2 separate regions of the Homo sapiens genome follow, and region 1 is linked to region 2. A link is a loop called in an ENCODE intact Hi-C map of the cell type or tissue named here. Cell type or tissue: heart left ventricle. All regions are shown on one strand. Each heading gives the region's core, and the rest is flanking DNA. Links, peaks and the distances in the headings are about the cores only. Region 1 has its middle 16 kb from the start of NRAL. Region 2 has its middle 47 kb from the start of NRAL.

Evidence for each region. Hi-C counts contacts between places; a loop is a spot of excess contacts. Peaks named below come from ENCODE experiments on the same cell type or tissue, not always from the same donor. Only the 100,000 strongest peaks of a DNase experiment are listed, where the experiment ranks them.
Region 1: a loop joins it to region 2, with 5 times the contacts of the local background. A loop is called at or near these places in 4 of 110 quality-filtered maps.

Annotation. Positions count from the first base shown.
Region 1 is chr2:176,487,519-176,495,857 of GRCh38, reverse strand. No RefSeq gene overlaps it. Among named protein-coding and RNA genes, the nearest start is that of NRAL, 16 kb to the left of the region's middle. In heart left ventricle, for the core only: no CTCF peak of the experiment used is centred there; DNase peaks (open chromatin) are centred at 767, 4,327, 5,247 and 5,607; H3K4me3 peaks cover 810 bases; H3K27ac peaks cover 4,013 bases; H3K27me3 peaks cover 681 bases.
Region 2 is chr2:176,550,154-176,558,492 of GRCh38, reverse strand. No RefSeq gene overlaps it. Among named protein-coding and RNA genes, the nearest start is that of NRAL, 47 kb to the right of the region's middle. RefSeq lists a silencer at 2,338-2,632 and an enhancer at 3,718-4,012. In heart left ventricle, for the core only: a CTCF peak has its summit at 3,840 (motif pointing right); a DNase peak (open chromatin) is centred at 4,652; H3K4me3 peaks cover 1,150 bases; H3K27ac peaks cover 1,422 bases; H3K27me3 peaks cover 3,703 bases.

The sequences.
Region 1 (8,339 bases), core at 319-8,318, 63 kb after region 2:
ACCATGCATGGAAAGGGAACTACGGTGACCACACGGAGCAATGGCACGAGCCCTAAGCTCCTTACCCTGGGACTTCTTGTAACATGAGGAAAATAAACCCCTGCTACCTACAATCACATGCAATCCCAGCCAACACATAGTATCACTAGACAAGTTCATTCTAACAGAGCTTTCAAATAGCAGTTACAATCCTCTATTAAATAAACCTAAGGTACATATGTAGATGTGGGCATAGCCCTAAATGACTGACAGATTTCAGTAGGGAAGTGGAGTGTGGTGGCACCTACCTGTAGTTCCAGCTTTGCAGGAGGCTGAGGCAGGAGCAGCACTTGAGCCCAGGAGTTTGAGGCTGCAGTGAGCTGTGCTCACACCACTGCACTCCAGCCTGAATAAAAGAGCAAGACCTCGTCTTAAAAAGAAAAAAAAATCAGCAGGAATAAAGGATTTCACTAATCTACCCAATTCCTTCTCGTCTGCTACAAGTTAATATGATTGTGCCTTTTTCTCTGCCCTAAGAATTAAGAACAATAGGGAAGCTCCTCTTGTCCCTGGAAAGGAGAAACAACTTGTTTTGTAATCCAAGGATTACAGAGCAGAGGAGTTAAATTGACTAAGACAAGGAAAGGCCTTAAGGGTGAGAACTGGACATGGTCCAATCCAAGGGAACAGAAGTATCCTCCCAAAACAAGATAGGAAACAAAGGGTTGTGACAAGTTCCTCAAATGACAGCCTGTGTGGTAAATGAGGGTAAGAATCATGACTCTGAGGGCTGGCAGGGTGCCCTATGGGTTCACCCAAACAGCCCTCTGTGCCAATGCTGAACAGCACTTCATTTAGCAGAAGTCTTATTACAAAGATTAAAGCCACCACGAGCTAGAAACACAGTGTTCCGAATTTTCTTGGCACCACCTAAATTCCAGGGTTCTTACATAATTCATTGGAGGGGGAAGGAACCCCTTAAATAACTGATAGTGAACCTGCTTTGTTAAGTGGAAACTTAGAATGAATATGACTGGGAAAAACAAAGAATTGTGAGGGTTGATGGTTCTTGCATCCGAGCACTAGAGAATTCATTCCTATTTCCCAGTTGATTATGAAAAGAGGTGTCCATTCTGCGGCATAATCTTGGGAGCAACCCAGTAGCTAGGGAATTAAATTTATCTGAAGATAATTAAGCCTTGGAGTAAAGGTTCATATTTGGTTCTGATCAAACTAGAGAAAGGGTTGAGGAGGCCATGTTTCCCTTCTGGTGATGCTGTGGACTCACAGAATTGGAAAATGGAAGGAACTTGAAAGATCACCCGGTCTCACAACTCATGATGTTCAAATAATGCCTTCCCCAACATCTCCATCAATCATACCTACTCAAGCCTTGACTTCCAAGCTCAAGGTGCTGTGTTCCTACCCTGAAGATACTAAAATTAGGGAGGTGAGAAATGAGTGCATAAAGGTTCCTAACAACATTGGTTTTGGTGGGAAGTGGAACAAGAAAACAGAGTAAAGTCTGGAGTAGGAGGTTGTCCCCAAGGAAAAAGATCTTGAGTGAGGGCCTCTTGGGAGTGAGAGTTAATAAAAAATGGATCATAAGATATTCAGGGAAAACCTTGGTAGAGTGGGGACAGACCACCAGTTTCACAATGTTGCTGTGGACTGATTGTCAGGGAAGGGTCATACAAAGGGCTAGCTAAGGTGGCCAACGGAAACAAGAAAAAGGAGTTAAAATATGTACTAGATGGGCAATGCTGTATTCGCAATTCGAATCCTACTTCCTCTTTTCTTCTGTAAAATTAATTTTCCCCAGGAAGATTGTTGCATTTCTTCTGGAGTTTTGAAGCCATTAGGAATGCTCTTAAGTTTTTCCACCACCATTTTCCAGCAATAAACCTTACTGAATCAGGCAGCAGTCAGCTCTCTAAGCATTATGTAGAGGGTATGAGGGCAATTTGAAAATTTTATGGTCTGAAAAGTGGGCCTTAGCACTTTAGCTTTTATTCTCTGAAAGATCGTATAAATCCCTCTTCATTTAGCAGTTTTCAAGGAAGTGACAGCTTTTGTTAGTCAGGATAAAGTGAGATTAGAAGTAAAAATTTTACCCATTAATCCTCACTGATTAAAGTGAAACTAGAAATCAAATTGTTACCAACTGTGCACTAATTTCAGCTTAATTCTTTGGCAAGAGGTGTTGGAAAGTTTCAACTGGCTGCACTAATTCACAATACCTTACTACTGATGGCAGAATGTCAAGGTCTCCTTCCCTCCTGGGCCCAGGGTGTGAACAATGACTATTTCAAAATCAGTCCAGTAAGATATAAACATTAAATCCTTAGCTATGTTGTTCCTCAGCCATCAGTTTCACACCACTCTCTCTCTTTATTCGCCACCAGCCTCCTCCCACTCCACCAACAGTGATGAAAAAATATCTCCCCAGAGACTACAAAATCACAGCCGAATGGCTGGCCTCTCCGCATCAAACAGAATGTCTGCAGCATCAGAGCAGGTGTCGCCCCACGCAAGCCGTTTCTATTACAGCGCTGGTAGTGGAAGAGAGTCTTCATACAAATAAGCCACATCAATTCATCAATCAAAATGAATGCATGTACTAATTAAACTAGCAAAAATTTAAAAAGGCATTTGTGTTGCAGGAGGGGAGAATAGCATAGGGAGGGAGACAGGGAGTTAAAATTCAGAGGAAGTGAAAACTTGACAGGCACAGCACCGAATAGAGAAGGCAGTAAATATATGGCCAGAATTTATAGTATTTTCTCACCTCAAAAATAAGCCAACCAACAAACAAGTGGCTCGTATACACACACACACACACACACACACACACACACACACACACACAGTGCCCTCTGGATTGTGAACATTCACTGAGGAGGCCTGTGAGCAAAGACAAGCCTCTATCTCTCTTCTTCACATCTACTTCTACCTTATTATTGAACATTTCTCCTATTCCTTTCAGTGGCTTTTCAGGGCCAGTATGTACAGTTGTATGGTTAGTGCACTGCACAAAGGCTCCAAGCTGAGGAAAGAATGGAGGATAAAATTTAGTCCATGTTCCAATGGCCAAGTCACATGCCTTTGGCATGAAGTTGCTGTAATCAGGAAGTGGTGCTTTCTTCTTCATACGAATGTGTCCTCTGCTTGTGCACCCAGAGGACAGTGTCACCATAAAAGCTAGCAGTGTCCCCATCCTTGTTTTTATTTGCTTCTATGTCCTTCTGTTTCTTCCCTCTGAACTTTGAAGACTTCAACTGTTTCTATATATGATAAATATTTTAACAAAAAGGAAAAATCTCAATTATCTTCTGAAGCGTTTCATCTATATGACACCAAGAATCCACATATAAGTGAAATATCTTAATGCTTGGTATTGTGTAGACAAAACATTTGGTTGATCAATGTAGTTCATGTTTCTTTCAGATGCTTAAGTACCACAGAAACACTATCGTACCCACTCACAGGCTGGGTTCTAATATATATATACACATACACACACACACACACACACACACACACACATATATAGTGCAAACTCATTTTTCTAGGCTCAAAGGATCAAACTCAATATATTAAGCACTGAGAAATAATAGACAAGGGGTCTGTTTTTCTAACACTAAATAAGTAGCATTTAGCCTATCTGCTGAATATTATGGGGAAAGCACTTTTTATCTTTAGTCTAGTAATTTGATGTTTCATTTGATAACAAGATATTTTTGTTGTCTTTTGTCTGTGTTGTATTTAGAGTAGGAAAACTTTTAATATTTGCCTCAATATTCCAATTTCATAGTCTTTCAGACACACTGTTTTCTTTTAAAGCCTGCCCTTGAATCAACTTGAATGAGCTTCTTAAGGCTGTCAGGACAAACAATTTTCCCAAACTCAGTTATCTTTGTTTGAAACAATGATTGAAGTTATCTTTGTTTGAAGAAAATGATTATAACGCATCACAGATTTCATTCAGATCTACCTTCGTTGCCAAAGCACTCTATACATCACCATGTGGTAGATGGCAAATGCCATTCTCTCCATTTCCCAAACAGAGAAGCAGTGGCTGGCCAAGTTAAATGGCAGGCCCATGGTCAGACAGTGAGTCAACAGCACAGTAGAGAATTTTCCAGATCTTTCCAAAACGGGCCCCAGACAGCACACTTGGTGCACAAGGGGTGAAAACTAAAACTCCTTTTCCTTTCCCCAAGGCAGACCGTGAAACTGTAAAGATGAGCTGGCATTTTGTTTTATTTTTTGTAATAAACTGTTCTTTTCACAGCAGTTGGCCCTGGGGGAGTTGCAAATAGCACAGCTCGGCTGCAGCTGTGGGTGTGGCTCCACCCAATCCCAAGGCAACTTGAAGACCACAGCTGTGTCAGGCAGAGTAGATCTTAAAGTTGACATCTGGGCTGCACACTTTCAAGTTCACCCCCCAAACAAGTTGAGTCATTTTCACAAGCCAGAACTCATTTGAAGGCTCTGTTCCTCCTCTGCCTGTGGTTACTTGAGGCGCATCAAATATCACCAGAGACTGACACCCACATTTGGCTCAGGCCAATTTCTGAATCATCGTCCCTAAGCCCTCCCTTTGCTAGTCATGAGAAACACTCCGCATTGGAGATTATAAAAGTGGTCAGCAGTTTCGGGGATATTGGGCAGATTTTATTTGAGCGGTTGCTTTTGAGTTTTGGTTTTTTATTTATGATCTCTCGGGTTCTTTGTGTGTATGTGGCTATCACGTTTGCTTGGACAAATGGGATATGTTCCCAAATCCAATAGATTCATATACAGTTCTAGAAAAAAACTTTAAGAGGTGATTTTGTTTTTGTACCCCTGCTTCCAGCTGGAACAAATAACTGACAGTCATCCTCCCTTATTAGTGTCCAATCTCAGCGATAGAGGTGAGAACGCTGAACCCCTCCTGGCCCTCCGAGTGGAGGGAAGGCAAGCATCGCTTGTGTTTTTGTCTCGTTGAGGAAAGTATCTCGGCTTGTGAATGGCCTTTCTGACAATGACAAGCACATCAAAATGGGCGCCATCTGAGAGCTCAGGCCAGAGAGAACACCCGCCACCGGGCCTCCTGCCTCCGCCGCAGGCCACAGCGCTGCATTGTAGTGGGGGTTGCCGGGGAACCTTGGGGGAGCCTGCGCTGGGCGGCTGCTGTGGACAGAAGCGCCGCTGTGGGGAGGGGCAGGCCGTGTCCCGGCCATCGGCGGAAGCTGCTCCAGGCAGTCTGCAGCTCAGGCCGTGCAGGCCTGGGCCAATCCCCAGGAGGGGAGCAGCTGTGAGGCCGGGAGAGCCCGGGTCCTCGTTCCCTTTGCAGCAAGAGTAGCCGCCCCGTTGGCAATCTGAGTCTCCTTCAACCTTTCCAGCCGGTCCTCGCACTGTTGGGGCTGCCCGCCTCGCTCTCAGCCCGCAGCACCGGCCCCGCACAAGGCCCAGTCCCCAGGCAACGGCTGCGTTGGTATCCCCTGCGCACCGGCCACCGAGGGAATGGCGACAGAGACACGGGAAACAGCGACAGCTTACAGGGAGGAAAATCCAAAACAAAGGTTGCGGAGAGTGTCAGAGGGAGGGCCAAAGAGGACGGAGAAGGACTCCACCCCACAGGCTCCTGAGCGCCCGGTTGGCCACAGACGTGCCCTGGAGGAGGCACACACAGGTCGTCCTTCGGGAGAACTCTGCAGCTGGGTGCCTGTGGACTGCTGGAGAAGAGAGAGTAAACCACGAATTTCAATAGAAGACCGAATAGGTCCTATAGGTATAATTAACACGCAAAATACGTTCACAGTCTGCTCAGGGGGCTTCTTTCCAAGAGAAAGGAACCAAAACTTCCCTCAGAATCACCAGCTTGTCTGTGGAGTGCCAGGCTATCCCAGAAGAAAAGCTATGATCTTAGGCTCAAGGAAGAGTGACTGCACCCAGGCACTGTTCTTTTCCAGCTGACAATTCAGAGCAAGGTTCTGGGGCCATGGCACCTTTCTCCTCCCGTTGCTCCTTTTTCTGTTCCACCTCAGCCAGTCCTGCCTGCCTGGTGTTACCATACACTTATAAAGCCTGTTCCTGTCTGTAATCAGGGCCAGCAGTGACCCACTTGCTGATTATAACTGTTGATTGCCACAAAAAGGAAAAGCCTGAATGCAATCCTATGAATGAAAGCTCTTAAGAACATTTTCTGACCAGTTTCCCTTAGTCTGGAAGTGGAGGTTTGGGGAGGGCAGTAGAGGGGCTGCTGCTCAGGTTTAAACTTCGAATTTTAACCTTCACTCAGTGCACAATAGGAAACAAAGCAGGTGCTTGGTTGGTTCATTTTATTTCACTTTAGAAGTTGAGTTAACCCCTAAATTAAACAATTTATTTCATATGAGCATGAGTAAGTCACTTGGTCTCCTGCTGGTCTTGTTTTTCTCATGTGTAAAGTTGAAGGGTGGATTAAGGTATCTTCCAATTTCAAAATTACAAATAAAGTTGTAGTGTCTGTTCAGGAATTTACACAGGAGAATTCCTTATTTAAATGTATAATGCAGTGATGGGATGAAGGACATAAAATATTTCCAAAAGGAGAGAAGTAACATAGCATTTTCTCCAGCTGAATCTCCATTTCCAAATTTTGCACTTCTACTGTTGATGATTTACTGCTAAATGAGGGCACATCTAAAATAATGAATGCTCCTTAGTGAGAAAGCCGTGTCATCTCTGAGACCCATGCAGAAATCAACCAGGGAGACCTATGTATGAGACGATTTGCTATTCAGAAACCATTATCCTGCATGCAGAAAAGGCTTCATCACCCGGACTTTAGAATCTGGGTTTTCAGTACCAAACCCTGATAAAGTATAGCTGATTTTCAGAGCATCTAAATCTTTTGTTCACACTTTGTCTTCTTCTCATTGTTCTTTAAGTTTTGGGGTTTGAGGACAACAGAGACACAAATCCAACTCTGTAGCAAGAGTATTTCTCAGTATGCACATCAAATATTAACAGTCGTGAGAAAGCCCACATTTAAGGCTGTTTCACCTAACATTTTTCTAAGTTGAGAAGTTTCCAACAGTAAAATTTAAAGTCTGTGGCTAATGAGGAACACAGATTGTTTTTTAAAACTTCGTGTTTAGAGGGCAGCTCTTCAACCTCTCTGTTGGAACTATGACAATGGAGGTTTGATAAAATATGACTCAGTTTCAAACTATCAAATAGCATTATAAAAATGTTTGGACTAGATTTAGTTCTCCCAAAAGGTGGCAGATTGATAGAGCATGGATAAAGCAAGTCAGCCTCCAGGAATGATTGCTTCGTGAGAAACAGGGCCCTTTTTCTCCAGAGGGACATGGACATTCCCAGACAACATCTTAACTTGAAGAGTTCTCAAAGCACAGATCCCAGCTTCCTTCCCTGATGAGCCCTCTGGTGAGAGTGGGAATTTCTGTAGGAATTCTGCGGTGGAATGATACCTTCCTGAAACTAGAAGTTACCAAGTTATTACATTCTGATCAGCCAGGAGGGCTATCACCATAGTTAAGCCTCCCAGAACAATCTGTGAAATGTGTTCTCTGAGCCTCCCAATCCCCTAGGTCTGCCACCTCTCTGCTGTGGTTACCATCCTCCTGCCCCCATCTTCTCATACCAACCACAGCCCCCATTTAATGGCCTGGGCCTTGTGGCCCCACTCTTTGGCTTTTCCCCCATTCTCATCCCCTTTCCTCACTGCCCTTCTAGGTGCATTTGCTCTCAATTGTGTGACTGGCACTACAGAGGAGGAATGACTTTGTAGGTGTCATTCTATAAGAGTGATAAAGATGGACAAAGTTTTATTTCCATGCTCACAGATAGGAAGAATCAATATTGTGAAAATGGTCATACTGCCTAAAGTAATTTATAGATTCAATGCTATCCCCATCAAGCTACCATTGACTTTCTTCACAGAATTGGAAAAACTACTTAAAATTTCATATGGAACCAAAAAGAGAGCCTGCATAGCCAAGACAATCCTAAGCAAAAAGAACAAAGCTGGAGGCATCATGCTACCTGACTTCAAACTATACTACAAGGCTGCAGTAACCAAAACAGCATGGTATTTGTACCAAAACAGATATACAGGCCAATGGAACAGAACAGAGCCCTCAGAAATAACACCACACATCTACAACCATCTGATCTTTGACAAACCTGACACAAACAAGCAATGGGGAAAGGATTCCCTATTTAATAAATGGTGTTGGGAAAACTGCCTAGCCATATGCAGAAAACTGAAACTGGACCCCTTCCTTACACCTTATACAAAAATTAACTCAAGATGGATTAAAGACTTAAACACAAGACCTAAAACCATAAAAACCCTACAAGAAAAC
Region 2 (8,339 bases), core at 81-8,080:
TTTTCTCTCATGTATTGCCTCTTAATAAAGAAAATTCCCATCTCTTTGTCTTTTTTTTTTTTTTTTTTTGGACAAGGTCTTTCTCTGTCACCCAGGCTGAGGTACAGTGGCACAATCACAGCTCACTGCAGCCTCGAACTCCTGGGCTCAAATGATCCTCACGCTTCAGCTTACTGAGTAGCTGGGACTACAGGCGAGCGCCACCACACCTGGCTAATTACAAAAAAAAAAAAAAAAAAAAAAATTATAGAGATGGAGTCTGGAACTCCTGACCTCAAGGGGTCCTCCTGCCTTAGCCTCCCAAAGCATTGGGATTACAGGTCCCATGAGCCATTGTGCAGAGCCTAAACACACTTCTCTTTTATTTTGTCTATTTCTGTTTCCTCCATTCATCCCCAGAATGTAAGTAAGTCCATGAAGGCAGGGGTTTTTACATGTTTTGTTCCCTGCAATTTCCCCAATACCTAGCATAGTACCTGGCACATAGCATGTGCTCATTTAACATATATTGACTGACTGAATGAACTAATCATAGAATCAATTAAAATGTTTAACTCTGGAAATGGACATTCCCCATTCTTAAAACATGGAGTCTTTTATTCCATCTTTACACACTTAAATTTCAAGCACGTTTTTGGAAATGCATTATGTCCAAAAGTAGGGTACTGCCAGTATTACTACTTAAAAGTAAGTGCTAAATTTTAGTAGATTTAGCACATTGAAATAATTATTTCAAATTATGCACCTCAGGACATCATGGAGACCTGTACAGCAGCAGTCCCCAGCCTTTTTGGCACCAGGGACTGGTTTCCTGGAAGCCAATTTTTCCACAGATGTTGGGGGGATGGTTTTGGGATGAAACGGTTCCACCTCAGGTCATCGGGCATTAGTTAGATTCTCACAAAAAGCTTGCAACCTATATCCCTCCCATGTGCAGTTCACAACAGGGTTCGTGCTCCTATGAGAATCTAATGCTGCCACAGATCTGACAGGAGGTATGGCTCAGGCGGGAATGCCTGGGACTCCTCTCTATCGGGAGCCTGGAAGTGAGGTGGAGGAAGCGGGGACCACAGCTGGCTGTGCAGCATAGCCAGTGGGTAATCAATGCAGGCTTTCCTGTGAAGGGACCAGGGTAGGCTGAGTAGAGCCTTACCCAGTGAACAATGGCCCTGAGATCCTATGTGAGGGAGAACCACCATTTCAAAGTTGTGAAAGACTATTTCTCTTTTGCATGTAGAACAAACCATATATCTGAAGGTTTTTTCCTAATATATACATATATACTATTGGCGTAGTGTCTCACTTGCCCTTGACTACAAAGTGTTTTCCTGTATTTTCAGTTTTCTCTAGAAATTTCCTGAATGATATCTAAGAAAATTTCTGTATTTAGATAGCAAACTTAGGAGGACACATAAGACCCAAGAAGGCCAACTGACTTGCCAAGATCACACAGCTGGAAAGAGACATATTTACATCAGGAATTTAGCATCACAATTTCCTCACGAGTGAGATTTCTGCTCAACAGACACGTTGCATTAGAATGATACCATGTATTAGCACATCATTTACTAATAAATACATTTCATTAGACGTTCAAGATTGAGAGTGACTTCCAGAGGAAAGTCTTATGTAGACCTTACAGGGCACATTTATAAGAATACATAGTTCTAAAGCATTCATTTTGAGACAGAAGTCTATTTTAAGTCATGTGGAGCATTTCTAATTAACTTTTATCACCTACCCAATATTTAGAAGCTGATACCATAAAGAAACTTTTTAACACTTGCTTTATAAAGATAACACTGAAAAGGACTTGGCCATCTGCTGAGCCTCTTTTTCTTCATATGGGAAACCTAAGACACTCAAAGTTCACATCATATCACAAGTGAGTTCGTGCCAAAGTCAACACTAGGGCACATCTCTGACTCCCAGTCCAATGTTCTTCTAGGTATCTCCTCCTGTCAGATTGCCTGCTTGGACAGATGAAAACAATCATTAAACTGCCTTTCAGTTTTCCTTACTTCGGAGTAGCTAATTCAAATCACATTGATAATCTGTATTACCCAATATGGTGTGACTTTTCAGATATTCAAGTATTGAAGAAGTAAATTGTCTAAGAAAAACCTAGCAAGGAGGGTTGAAAAGAGCGGAAGTGACTTGTGCCAAGCCTCTCAACTGGAACTGGTCCTGTCCTTGGGACTCTAGAGAGTGAGCCTGGCCTTGGCTGTCTGAGGTTCCCAGAAGAAGACCGGACCTTGAGATCTGAGGATTGGTGCTGAGCAGTGCACTTTGTCAGCACCTGTAATTCCTTCATCACCCAGCTCAGTGCCCAATAATATTTGTTGATTTAAATCTGTATCAAATACAAAACAGAGTTGGAAAAAACTCTATCTGGTGTGTTAGAGCAGGGGTCCCCAGCCTCGGAGCTGCGGACCGTCCCGTTAGGAAGTAGACCGCACAGCAGGAGGTGAGCGGCAGGTAAGTGAGCTTTACCACCTGAGCTCCGCCTCCTGTCAGATCTGCAGCGGCATTGGATTCTCACAGGAGCGCGAACCCTATTGTGAACTGCGCATGCGAGGGATCTAGGTTGTGCGCTCCTGTGAGAATCTAACTAATAATGCCTGATGATCTGAGGTGAAACAGTTTCATCCCAAACCATCTCCCCCATCCATGGAAGAATTGTTTTCCATGAAACCAATCCCTGGTGCCAAAAAGGTTGGGGACCACTGTGTTAAAGGGCAAGACATTAGATGAGTTATCATTCTTCTTTTATTAATTCTCCCCTGTTGTCCTTTTAAATTAATGTAGTTGTTAAAAAAATAAGTAGTATCTACTGCATAAGCAATTAACACAAGGCAGACCCATAGAGTTCAGTAAATGTGTGTGACGATGATGACATATACATGCCTTCTTTCTGCCGCAGACAAGGTGCCTGGGCTCAAGCATATATTTCAATATTATAAAGGGGTAGCAGAAGGTATCTTTGTGGCGATGAACCAATTTTTTACCTTGTTTGTAGTGGTGGTTCATGCATCTACACGTGATAAATTGCATAGAACTATGCACACATACAAATGCATACAAGTAAACGGGTGAAATCTACATAAATTCCACAAATTGTACCAATGTCAATTTCCTGGTTTTGACGTTGTATCACAGTTATGTAAGATGTTACCATTGTGGGAAACTGGGTGAAGGGTACACAGGGCTTTTCTGTACTATTTTGTAATTTCTTGTGACTCTATAATTATTTAAAAATTAAAAGAAGATTCAAGGTTTTTCTTTTTTAACCACTAAAAGATTTCATTAAAAATATAAATGTTTTTGCTTCCTCACTTACCGAAAAAAAAATTCTTAAAATAAAAATTTTCACCTGTTTCTGGAGACTACATCACTAAAGTGGAAACCATTTTTTGCCAGTAAATGTGGTTCCAAGAATTTGAGACGGATTATGCAAATGACTGATTTGTACTATCATACATTTTTAAATACTTTAAACATAACAATTATAGGTGTTGAAACTTAAAACATTGATGAACAGCTGTTAACTTTTAAAATTATAATAAAATTAAAGTGGCCATCATTAAAGAAAGGAAAACCAAGCACTCGTCTATAGAAACTATTTTTTAAGATACAAAGCTCCAATATGTTCTTAAGAAAAAAAATGCACTTGCCTCTTCTCCCAAGTAATATATTTTAGCTTCTCATTATGAATAATCCATCTTTCTCTATGTTCATGGAAGGAGTAAAGCTCAGTCTTTATTTGCTTCTACAGGAAATTTTATTTTCTGTAGAAAGCTAGTCAATTCAGAATAAAGGGACTAATTTATATTTGACCACTAGGTGTCACTGTTGATGGTGGCGTGGGCGATAAGGAGGGGGAGGGGAATTGAAAGCAAGCTCAGGGGATTTGGGGGGTTGAGTTTGTTGTTGCTGTTGTTTTTAAACATAAAATGCTCACATCATTGCCATTCTCCCTCTCTAGGTACGGCAGGGTGGTAGGAAGGAAAGAGAGAAGTATGAAGACACAGCTTTGGCAGTGTTTCCGTAATGACTGGCCCTCAGACCACCCTAGCAGATTGCTGACTGCCGAGCCACAATCCCAACAGAAATTGACTCTTCAAGTCCATTTTAATCATTCCCTAACCACCTCGCGGGAAAACAGAAAAACGTCAATGACTCCACGTTGGGAAAGCGAGGCTCTCCTCGGCCATGCCTGCCTAGTGCTGAAGAAATCAGATGAATAATTTATATCACAAAGCAGTGTGCAGGGTCAGCTCGTGTGTGAAGGGGCTCTGAGTGAGGAGCTCTGGGCGCACGTCAGAAACATCATCTATGAGGCCAATAAACAAATCCAGGCGGAAGAGCCTCAGGAAGTGGAATGGGAATTTTTTGTCAGCAAAGATCAGTGAAGTCCAATTTAATTCTGGACTTGGCTGTATGAAATGGGAACGTTTTCAAAGCCCGTGGAAAATCAAACAATGAAAAAGAGATTTTCCTGATGTACTTGGCACAGACTCCAAGGATAGCAAGACGGGCAGTGCTGCCTGGACCCCGGAGGGAGATCGTCCTTATCTTCAGAACAGCCAGGGCCCGATGCCGAGCCTCACGGTCAGGGGTCGGTTCCCGTACCCAGTAGCATACCCAGGATCTGCAGGCGGGGCGGGGCTCGCTGGCAAAGCCCTGCAGAGGAGGCTGCCGTGTGCCCGTGCTATTTCAATCAAGCGTCTCTAGCTGGAGCTCTTATTCTTTCACTTTCCTAAGGGGGAGAAAGTTAAAGAAAACTAGGGAGTTGGAGTGGAAGGGAGTTTTGAGGAGAGAGCCTAAACAAGGGGTACTAACCCCCTTGTAAGCATCTAGAGGAGAATTTTAAAAAATGGAGGAAGGAGTTGAAATACATGGCCCAAAAGTTTTCATATTTGAAAATAGTTCCTTGCTCACTTATGTTATAAACTATTGCATCAAATGACCATTTCTAACCATTGTCTCATCAAATGAGACATTTCTCAGGGCAGGATTAGTAGTTTATACTTAACCACAATCATTGGAGGCAAGTTAGTGGGATAATCATGTAATAAATTAAAAAAATAAAAAACAGAAAAAGAGGTAAGCAACGAACATCGAGTGCCAACTACACGTCAGGTATTATCCTCAGTGTTTTCTGTGCATCAACTCATTTAATCTTCAAACAACGCTACAAAGCAGGCACTCATATTATTCCTATTAGAGATGAGAAAATGGAGAGAGAGAGAGGAGGTCAAATGGCTTGCCCACGGTCGCAGAGCCTGTAAGCGGCAGACTACCTCCAAGTCACTCAGCAGCAAACATAGGTCTAGAACTCAGAGCTCTGACCCTTACCACCCAGGCTCTCCTTATGGATCTTTTACCATCTTGTGCCCTGTGAAATGTCTACCAAGTTCAGATCCTAACCACTGAGAGCCATAAAATGTATGCACAACAGAATTTCTCTACTTGCTACATTCTGACAAAGTACTACACCAAAAGATGGAATGCAAACTAGGCTGTGAGGCCAGCCCTTGACAGGCATGCCTTTTGTGGCTCACAGCTTCAACTACTACCTCAGGCAAGCCCTTGAGACATCTCTCTGGACCAACTTCTCTTCATATAGCCACTTAGTCTCTGGTCAGAGTCAACTAGCTATATGAGACTATAGATCAAACATTCATTGTGATTTACACGAAATTAATTTCCAGAAAGTGTAAGTAATGGTACTTTGTATGAAAACACATATTTTCCAGGAATTTTTTATTGCCCATGACACACACACTAAGATTTTGCCAAAATAAGTTCAAGCCAGTTGTGTAACTGTACTCAAAATAGCTGAGGCTACATAAAATGTCTTTTGGGCACTGACTCAGGGGGAAAAAAAACAAATGTGCTCCTTAATAACCCTGGTAGCTGTACTGACTCTAACAGATAATTTTCTAGTCCAGCAACAGTATTGCAGTTTGTCATTAATAGATGTGAGGAATTTCTTTAGTTGGAATGAAGCCACAATTAGTAGATGTCCTTTACCCCTACACCTGCACCGCCCCTCCCCCTCCCCCCAAAAAGAAGCAGCCTCTGGAAATAAACCCAGAGGAAGTATTCACTCTGGAAAATAAATGCGAGTATCAAAGTACAGTCAAAGTTTTTGTGGAGGTTCTTATTGTATTTCTTTTAGGATAGACACTAAGCATGAACAATGGGATGATCTGTCAGACTTATCATTCCTGTTGCACTTCCAATGAGCCAGGATTATTTCCCTACCAATGATTTGCCTAGTGCATTAGGTAGGGCTTTCTAGAGAAACAAAACCAGTAGGATATATGTATAGTGTGTGTATATATATATATATGATGGGAATTGGCTCATGAAATTATGCAGACCCAGAAGACCCGTGATATGCCATCTGCAAGCTGGAAAACAAGGAAAGCCAGTGCTGTAATTAATTCTGAGTCCTAAGATGTCACTGAGGGATGGGGAATGGGAGGCACTTGTGTGAGTTTGAAGGCCCCATAACCAGGAGTTTGATGTCCAAGGGCAGGAGAAGATGGATGTTTCAGCTCAAAGAGAGAGAGGGAATTCATCCTTCCTCCATCTTTTTCTTCTATCTGGGCCCTCAAGAGATGGGACAATGCCAGCGCATATTGGTAAGGGTGAATCTTCTTTGCTCAGTCTACTGATTCAAATGCTAATCTCTTCTGGAAACACTCTCACAGACATACCCAGAAATAATGTTTTACCAGCTACCCAGGCACCCCTTAACCCAGTCAAGTTGACACATAAAATTAGCCATCACAACGAGGAAGTAAGGTTCACAACCAGAATTAAAAGGACTTTAGAATTAAACTGTCTTCAAGTGGCCAAAGAAACTTAACTTTCAAACTTCCCCTAAATTCTGATAAACTTTTGAAAAACGTTTTCTCTTTTATTTTGCCACATACATATCCAGATGCCAACACCACACTATTACCTGGGAAATGATGACAGAAAAGGAAAAATTAAAAATAAACACAAAATGTTTATTAAGATAATTATGATTGAATACAAAGTTTCAATAAATTAATTCTTCCGTATTCATGAAACCCAACTACAATAGACAACTGTCAATGTAAGGCAAGTCATTTTTCATTAGTGATTGTGCTTTATATTCATATTTTTAAGAAATATTATTGGACTCTGCTATGGACTGAAATGTGTCCCCCATCCCCAGTTCATAGGTTGAAGCCTTAACCCCCAATGTGACTGTATTTGGAGATAGGGCTTTTAAGAGGTAATTAAGGTTATATGAAGTCATAATGGGCCCCTAATATGATAGAAGTGGTGTCCTAAAGAAGAGGGAGAGATCTTTCTCTCTTTTTCCACACACATGTACCAAGGAAAGGCCATATGAGAATATAGCAAGAAGGTGGCTGTTTGAAAGCTAGGAAGAGAGCCCTCTAGAAACTGACCCTGCTGGATTTTAATATGGAATTTCCAGCCTCTAGAATTGTGAGAAAAATTCCTGTTGTTTAAGCTGCCCGGTCTATGGTAATTTGTTACGGCAGCCTGAGCTCCTCCTCCATCAAAGACATTACCAAGTGCCAGTCCACACTTGTGTTGGTTCAGATGCAGTCCCTGTCCTCTTGGAACTCATACTTTGGTTGAGATGACAGATATTAAACAATTGTAAAAATGACTATATATTTATCAGGTAAAACAAGTGAAGCTGACAAATCAACGGGTAAATTTGTAAGAGCATGACAGGATTCAGTTTAGTTTGAGGGGCCAAGGAAATAACACTTAACCGGAGCCTTAGAAGTGAGTGAACAATTAGCCAGATGATGAAAAGGACAGAAAGTTCTAGAGAGAGGAAACAGTATTTGCAAAGGTCCCATGGCAGGAAAGAGGATGATCATGTGGAAAGAACTGAAATAAGTGAGTGGAGTGAGAGCAAAGGGGGAAGGACACACTATAACCCATGTCTTTAAAGACACTAGGTCTTCTGTGTAGACAATACATGGAGGTGATGAAGAGTTCATGCAAAATACCAGCTAGGTGTTTATTGCTGTAGGCAGGTCACAGAAGGATGATGGCTTTGACTAGGGTGGTGCTTGTGAAATTTGGGAGAAGCATAAGACCCTAGGAGTATTTGGTAGATGGAAACAAAAGGACTTGATGGTTTCATGAATATGGGTAGAAGTGGTTACAGAGAAGATGGTGTTAGGATGATTCCTTGGTTTCTGGCATGAACGACTAGGGTCCGTTTGTGACATGCACAGAAATGGAAAGACTAACAAAAAAGCAGAATTGGGAGGTGAGTACCACTGTTTGGAATTGTTACTGCAATTGTTTCT